Regions from separate parts of the Mus musculus genome. Here all the other regions are linked to region 2. A link is a loop called in an ENCODE intact Hi-C map of the cell type or tissue named here. Cell type or tissue: gastrocnemius. All regions are shown on one strand.

Region 1 (2,500 bases), 230 kb before region 2:
ATGATGGAGGAACACCTCATACAGGGATGTAAGAAATGACAATGATGCTCCAGAGATGATCCCAGTGCATGGTAGGATCATGGGTACTGTTGATCACAGTCACAGCTGCGCTTAATCTTAACTAATGTGGGGAATCTGTCATCTTGAACCCTTGGCATCTTTACTGAAAAGGAGTTCTCTGGCCAGAGTTGAGTTACTCAACTCAATAGTATAAGAGGCTCAGAAAATGCCAGCAGAAGAGTAACAATCAAGATGCCTGGTATGAGGTTGGAGAGACAGCTCAGTGGTTAAGAGTACTGACAGCTCTTCCAGATCCTGAGTTCAATTCCTAGCAACCACATCTGTAATGGGGTCTGATGCCTTCTTCTGGTGCATCTGATGTTACTATATATATATATTAAAAAAAAGAAAAGAAGAGAAAAGAAAAGAAAAAGAAAAGAAAAGATACCCAGTGTGACTTTGCAACAGTAAGGGGCATGCGTCTGTTCCTTAGGCTCCCCTTTAGCCTCATACTCTTATAGCATCTCCATTCTAAGGTCATTTCATCAAATATTTTGGGTGGGAGAAACCCTAAACAAGAAGCTGGAGGAAATAACTCACAGGGGCAGGGGGCAGATATGTGGTTTTTGTTGTTGTTGTTTTTTTTATGGTGCCCCCCAAACTGTAGTATTTGAGCTGAACACACACATACATATTATGCCAACAGAAAGAGCATGGGTTTCTGATATCCTCAAGTAAACAAACTCTATATATACCAGACCTATCCTTCTCTGACATTTGAAGTTTTTGTACATTAGAACTGCCTAATCTAATCTTGCCAATCATGGTCAGCCGTCTTATTTCCTAGTCTTCCATCTGCAGAAGATAGAAAGAGGCAACACATCTGTCTACAATTCTCTGACCCTTCTGTTCTGTTTAAGTAGCAACCACATTGTCAGACAGGAGCATATGACAGAAAGTGCTGCCCCCAAGAGGACAGCACTGTGGTTTGTTATACCTGGCTCCCGAGTTCCTGCTCTTTCCTAAGGGACCACATACACTTCTGTGTCCCTGCCAAAACCCTTTGGTATCAAAGTACAAAGACTGACCAGTACTGTTCGCCACTGAATTCAACAACAGGCTATTTCAGAGCAGGGCCTGACTTTTCTAAAGCAGGAAATTATCTCATTCTTCCAGGAAACATTTGACCTCCTCTTATATGTCTGTTTTTTTCCTAAGGTCAGCACAGCACATAAAGATCCCCGTCTTCAGGGAGCTGATCTTTGTGAAAGAAGATTTCCCAGATAGTGAACGAACTTAGTTTGAGTTAACAAGTAGCTCTGAGGAGATGGTCTCCGCATCACTGATAGTCACCAAAGTTGAAGACAAACAAAATTAGTTTCTATGAAACCAGAATGTGGCTTTGAAAGTAAATGAAACCAGATGAGCCACAGACACTGAAAAGTACTTGCACTTAGCCATATAGATCCATGGCACCACACCTGCAATTCTGGACTTCCTTCTCCAAAACAGCAAGGAGGCACAGTAGGCCAACAGTTCCCAAGGAGCATATAGCTAAGGTTAACCAAGGGACCCCAAGTTAAGTGTCACTCTCTTCTCTTACTGTCTGCATTATATCACAAAGCAAACAATATCTATAGGAGACCAGATGGGAAAATAGTTATTTAATTTTAGGAAAATCAATTGAGTAATCACAACTATCTCATGTATCAATATGTCATTTTTTCTGTCTTTGTAGACATAGCCAAGTATCACTCTAAGAAGAAAATGATAAATTCATTAACAGAGAACATAATCCTTTCAAAGAGGGAGGATGAGAAGGAAGAGGAGGAGGAGGGGGAGGAGGAGGAGAAGAAGGAGGAGGAAGGGCAGGAGGAAGAGGAAGAATCGGAGGAGGGGGAAGAAGAGCAGGAAGAAGACAGCAAGGATGAAGACAGAGGAGCTGGAGACAGATCTGCAATAAGAACTCTCACTCCTTTTGTAGAGAATCTGGGTTCAGGTCTCAGTACCTACTTCAGGTGCTTTCAACCACTTGTGACTCTAGCTCTTGGGGGTTCCGCCATCTTTTGGCCTCCACATGCACCCAGTTACACATGGTAGATATAAACCTACATGGATATATATGCATGTGCATAAATAATAAACTTTTTTTTAAAAGAAAATTTCTACTCTATGTCAAACAAAACCACAAAATGACTGACTCTTACAAACATGTTTGTATCTGAGTGTGACTTAGTCATTTGGGTCCTGTAGGCTTTGGGCATGTTGGCCCTTGTCTTCCTTCTTTCATAAAAAAATTGTTAAAATGATGTATCTTAGTTATGTTATGAAGACAAATGTCATTCAGATCCAATACTATATATTTCTTCATATATTTATATTTTTCTTATACTTTGAAGAAGTTAACTAAAATATTTGCATAAGTTACTACAGGTAGCCGTGGGAACTGTGCCTAATGGATAAACCAACATTGGACCACAAACCTTTGTTGTTGTTGTTG
Region 2 (2,500 bases):
ACTGGCCAGTGTGCCTCATCAAGTACTGTAGCAACTGAGCCATCTCCCCAGCCCTCCGTGGGATTTCCTCATGCTTTGCCTCATGAGGTCTCAAAGGCCAATATTTCTGGGGGTAACAGCAGGGACCCAGTGCCCCAATTTTTCAGCTTTCACCAGAAGTCAGAACCTCTTACAAGTTCTCACGGTCTCAGGACAGGCCCCCTGCTGGTCATATGCAGTGACCTCGGGCTAAGTAAATCTATTCTCTTTCCTTTGTTGAAGCTGAACTTGTCTGTCATGAAGCCCTACCACACTTCTTCCCTGGGGTGGATGCTGGTGGATACCACAGATGCACTGGGAGGTGGCCTATGTTAAATGACCATGGGCATAGTCTCACTAAGCTGCTTGGTCCTGTGGGTACAGCCCCTGACTACAAATAAAACTTTTACTTTTGGGGAGAAAAAATTTTCAAAGATGGATAAATAGAATAATTAAGGGCTTTCTGGATGTCTCAGTGGCCTGCTGCCAGGAGTTCGATCCCTGGATCCCACATGGTGGGAAAAAAAAGAAGAAAACCAAAGGTTCTCCTCTGACCTCTGCATGTGTATCTTCATAAATAAACAAATATTAAAACATAATAAATAAAAACATTAAAACAAGTAGTTGTTTCCTTTAGGTCTTTGGATATTTTCTTTTTCTGGGATCTTCCTCAAAGCTGGAGAAGGCATTGCAAAAGACATGAATGACATCCTCATAAGAGATGGAAATTTTATTTGCTGTACAAGAATTTCCTGTATATTAAAGATGAGTGATTTTTCCTATGTATCTCTATGTGTACAGAAGAAAGGAGGCCCTGGGTGCTGATGTAACCATATGGAAGACTAAAGAATGTGTGACAGAGGAATCATGAAAATATTTGAACAGAAAACAAAGAGACATGGCCCTTCTCAGCCTGGCTCCAGTTACGGAATAGTTGACTTTGATGACTAACTGCAACACATCTGTATTTACACGATCTGGAGGGTATAAACTGCCAACACATAGGAAACCTCTGGTGGGGGTAGGAGTGGGGGGTGGATAACAGTCAGCTAAGCTCCTTTAAGTATCTGATGATGTCATCTAGCAAGACTCATTGTCCAAGGTCTGGCTCACATCTGGCAAGACTGTGCCATCTAGTGGTTTCACAATGGCTGCCTCAGATGGGAATTGGATTAGAAGAGCACCTTCCTTGTATTTCCCACCTGCTATAATGAAAGGAGATCGAATCCTCTGCACCCTCATGTGGCGAATTTGTGGCTACTGTCAAGTTTCTTGGCCCAAGCATGGAGGAAGAGCTCATGAGCACCACACGGATGCCAGATTTCAAACTGCTGACTTCATCATGACCAAGTGTCTACTCCACGCCCCAAAGACTACCATGGCTGTGCTCCAAACACCCGATGGCTCTGTAGACTCAGCCGCTGCCCTCCGCAAGGTTGCTTGCTGAGGAGAATTTTGACCCTTTTTAGTATAGATGCCAGGATGTGGTGAAGGTGCTAGGACACACAGGAGAATTCCCCGTCTCACTGGCCATCCTTCAAGAAAGCAGAGACCACCTCTTGCCCTTTTGCTTTCCTTTTCCCCCTCTCTCTCCGTTCCCTTCCCCCTTTCTCTCCACATTCTCATGGCCAGCCTCTACTCTTCTACTTCTCTACTCTCTCTCTGCCTTTCTCTACCTCTACTACCCTCTTGACTCCCCTCCCTATGCCCTGAATAAACTCTATACTAACCAACTAACTGTATACTAACAAACAGAAACAAGAAGAAAGCAGAGACAAATGCTCTCCCACCACCCTGCACTAAACTTCCTAACTGAATGCCTAGTGATGCTTCTGCCTCTCTTTTGCACTGGTTGGAACCATCTCATACTTTGGCCTTTGCTTGGATCTGGGCAGGTCCCTGCTCAGCCATCTCCATCCTCAGTTAGGAGAGGGGAACTCAGGGCCAACCATGATAGTGTAAAAAAGAAGCCAAGAGAAGGAAAACCAGAGAACAAGCCCCAGCCAAGACAGAGTTACAGTGCATCTTACAGGTTGCTTTGAAACAACTGCTCCTTCTAAGAAGATCCACAGAAACGTCAATGCAAAGAATGGTGTGGTAACTAAATGCATAATAAATATAAACAATAGTGAAATAATTGAGGTGGGAAGAAAGCCTAGCTTCACCCAAACCCTTAAGGCTAGCGTATTCCACATCATGTTATTCATGGTGATACTTTTTTCTAATAAAATCACAGACTTAAAGTGCACAGCAATATGATTTTTTAAAGTATAGTCACAAGTCCATGAGGTTATCAGCTCTGATTAATTCTAGAATATTATTACAGCCTCAGGAGAAGTTTTATGTCCATAGCCATCACTTCCCGTTAGCCCCTTCCTGCTGCAGACCTCGGTCACCACAAGTCTACTTTTTGTCTCTATGGACTTGTCCATTCTGACATTTCATATGAATGAAATCAAACAGCACTGATTTGTAGTGCCTG
Region 3 (2,500 bases), 170 kb before region 2:
ATCTAATCATGTCTGCAGCAGGATTACAAGGTGACAATTGTTTCAAAGACCCTACTACCAGCAGTAAAAAGAAGAAAGCGCCACACAAAGAGGATTGCAGCACCCAGGCTATAGATCAGATACTGTTGTTAGTTTACTAAAGGCTCCAAAGACTGCAGCTACTCAGTTATTTTTCCATCTTTTTTTCAAGTCAGAATACAAATTAGTAAAGTTGAATTAAATCACAAAAAGAAATCATAACCACAAGTGAGCAGAGTAAAATACTACTGGTTGTCTTTGGTTTTGAAAAAATGAGAGTGGCAATTTCTATGGGTTACAGTGTGACTGTTTAACCCATTTGAATGATAGCTGTAATCTCCCATGGAAAGTTTAAAAGGTATATATGTATAAATGAATATATGTATATATTATATAATATATTACACATATTTTGTTATTATATATTATAACATATTTTTGTATTTAATATATTTATACAATATACCAATATATTTACATGTATTTTATATTATATTTACATTATAGTATAGATTTATATTTTATATACTATAGTATTTATGTTATATAGAATATATTAATATATATTAACAATCATCTATACTAAAGGCATTGAGGAAAGTGGAATCACAGGGGAAGGACAGGCGCAGACAAATTTTATCAAAGAAAGGCAGATTTGGGCACCAGTTTGACTACCAAACAGCTGTTCCCGTTCTCTCTCTGTTTTATCCCTTTGCAAAAGGCTTTGGGGGGAATCTGTCATGCAAGGGAAATGGAAGGAAGGTCACACAAGGATTACTGGTGGGGTCCCACTTGCGGAGGAAGCCAGGGAGGTCAGTGAACTCTGGAAAAGAAAGTTTCTTCCTGGTCGGTTTTAACGGCTTAGACGGGGTGCAATTCCAAGAGACAAAAAGCTAAGTCAGGAATCAGGAAGCCAGACTCAAAGATGTTAAAGGGTCAAACACTAGCCCATCACTTTTGTATAGAAGTGTTAACTACTGTAGAATAAATAAATACCCTGGACTGAAAGGGGTAAAACCAATTAAAACTATGTGGTTCATATACACTGCTTTAACAGTGAGGAAGTACAAGCTACCAGGATTGCTTTTCCTCACGTCCCACACAGTGTAAGGCTAAAGTTGAGAGGTTTTAGATCTCTGACACGATAGACTTGGATACACTTTAAAAACAAAACAAAACAAAAAAAAAAAACAAAAAAAACATCAGTTTAACAACAACAACAAAAACCAAAACTCATCTATTCTTTGAAAGTATGCGAACTCCAGAAACTGAGAATTCAAACAGGCTGACCACAGGTTTTAACGCAATCTAAGCCTGGAATTCAATTAAACGTTAAATCTGACCCAGACTTAAGGCATCCTACTGGTTTTGTATCCAATGTGTATTCAGTTTGTATCCAGAGTGCCCCTAATCCCCAAAACAACCCTCCCGAGGTGACTGGGTTTCCTGAGAAGATAAAATCGCTGTCAAAATAGGTGCAGTAAGCTCTGGCCACCTGAAGGTGGTACAAAGAGAGCGCCAAGAGCCGCCAGAGCTTAATGAAATTCCAGGGTTGCACACACAGTCAGCTTTACACATACCAACTTCATACAACACATCCAAGCAATCAGCTACATCATTGTTTCTCAGGAACATTGTGAAACTGAGGAAGCCAACCACCCTCTCCTCACTGGGCGTCCTGGACTGTAGAGCTCTGAGACTCCATGGGGGACACAAAGAGGGGGTCTGCTCTAGCAGTCACCCCGGGGCCTGCTGCCCGCCCCCCAACAACCTTTTCCTCTGGCCAACAGTCCACACAGTCGTAGCCAGCTAGGTATTACCGTGTGTCCGGGTGACGGATGGGGCACAGCTTCTAGACTCCCGGGTCACTCCTATAAAGCGCTGACTTGCTGATTTGGGGGCGCCCACGCGAGTTTCTGCCCCACGCAGGACTGCTCCTAGCTGGAGCACACAGCACTCCCCGCCATCGCGCCCGCACCGCTGTTGGGGTGTTGTCCAGACTGTCCTATTTGGGGATAGTTCCGCTTGACTTGGGGGCGCGGGTGGCACACGGCGCGCTTGAGCAAACTTCGCGGAGCTGCAAACTGCAACCCGGGTGGCTGCAGCAAGGGGCGGGAGCGCCGGGCTAGCAGGTCCTGCCTGAGTCGACCCCATCAGTCGACTGCCAACGACCCCATCAGTCCCCTCCCAGGAGCAGCGCTCAGAGACACCCCCCGCCCCGCCCCCCCCCCCCCCCCCCCCCCCCCCCCCCGCCCAGGGCCAGGCACTGCGATCCCGCTCTTCCCACCTGCAGATTCGGGGCGCGTGGCCGAGGTCCCCGGCTTCCCTTGTCTGGTCCCTGGAATAGTCTCGGCGGAGCTTACGGGAGAGGGGCGGCTCCCGAGCGCTGGCTCCGCGGTGCGCTGCGCTCCAGCGCCGGCTCCGGCGGCCCCGAGCCCTGCAGCTCGCCTGGCTCCACTTCCTCTTTCCCACTCTGCTCCCG

What was found. A loop is a pair of places that touch in the nucleus more often than their neighbours do. Peaks named below come from ENCODE experiments on the same cell type or tissue, not always from the same donor. Only the 100,000 strongest peaks of a DNase experiment are listed, where the experiment ranks them.
Region 1: a loop joins it to region 2, with 3 times the contacts of the local background. A loop is called at or near these places in 13 of 42 quality-filtered maps.
Region 3: a loop joins it to region 2, with 11 times the contacts of the local background. A loop is called at or near these places in 16 of 42 quality-filtered maps.

The regions. Positions count from the first base shown.
Region 1 is chr10:3,804,050-3,806,549 of GRCm38, reverse strand. The region is part of intron 2 of Plekhg1 (pleckstrin homology domain containing, family G (with RhoGef domain) member 1); the gene reads right to left. Among named protein-coding and RNA genes, the nearest start is that of Gm30164, 46 kb to the right of the region's middle. In gastrocnemius, a CTCF peak has its summit at 977 (motif pointing left); no DNase peak of the experiment used is centred here; H3K27ac peaks cover 1,022 bases.
Region 2 is chr10:3,571,806-3,574,305 of GRCm38, reverse strand. No RefSeq gene overlaps it. Among named protein-coding and RNA genes, the nearest start is that of Iyd, 33 kb to the right of the region's middle. In gastrocnemius, CTCF peaks have their summits at 199 and 1,155 (motif pointing left); a DNase peak (open chromatin) is centred at 1,182; H3K4me3 peaks cover 211 bases; H3K27ac peaks cover 1,001 bases.
Region 3 is chr10:3,740,346-3,742,845 of GRCm38, reverse strand. It overlaps Plekhg1 (pleckstrin homology domain containing, family G (with RhoGef domain) member 1), which reads right to left and starts at 2,469. Exons shown (of 17, transcript NM_001159942.1): 1 at 2,306-2,469. The region is part of intron 1 of Gm30164 (a long non-coding RNA gene); the gene reads left to right. In gastrocnemius, CTCF peaks have their summits at 1,508 and 2,434; DNase peaks (open chromatin) are centred at 1,553, 2,081 and 2,493; H3K4me3 peaks cover 1,871 bases; H3K27ac peaks cover 2,211 bases.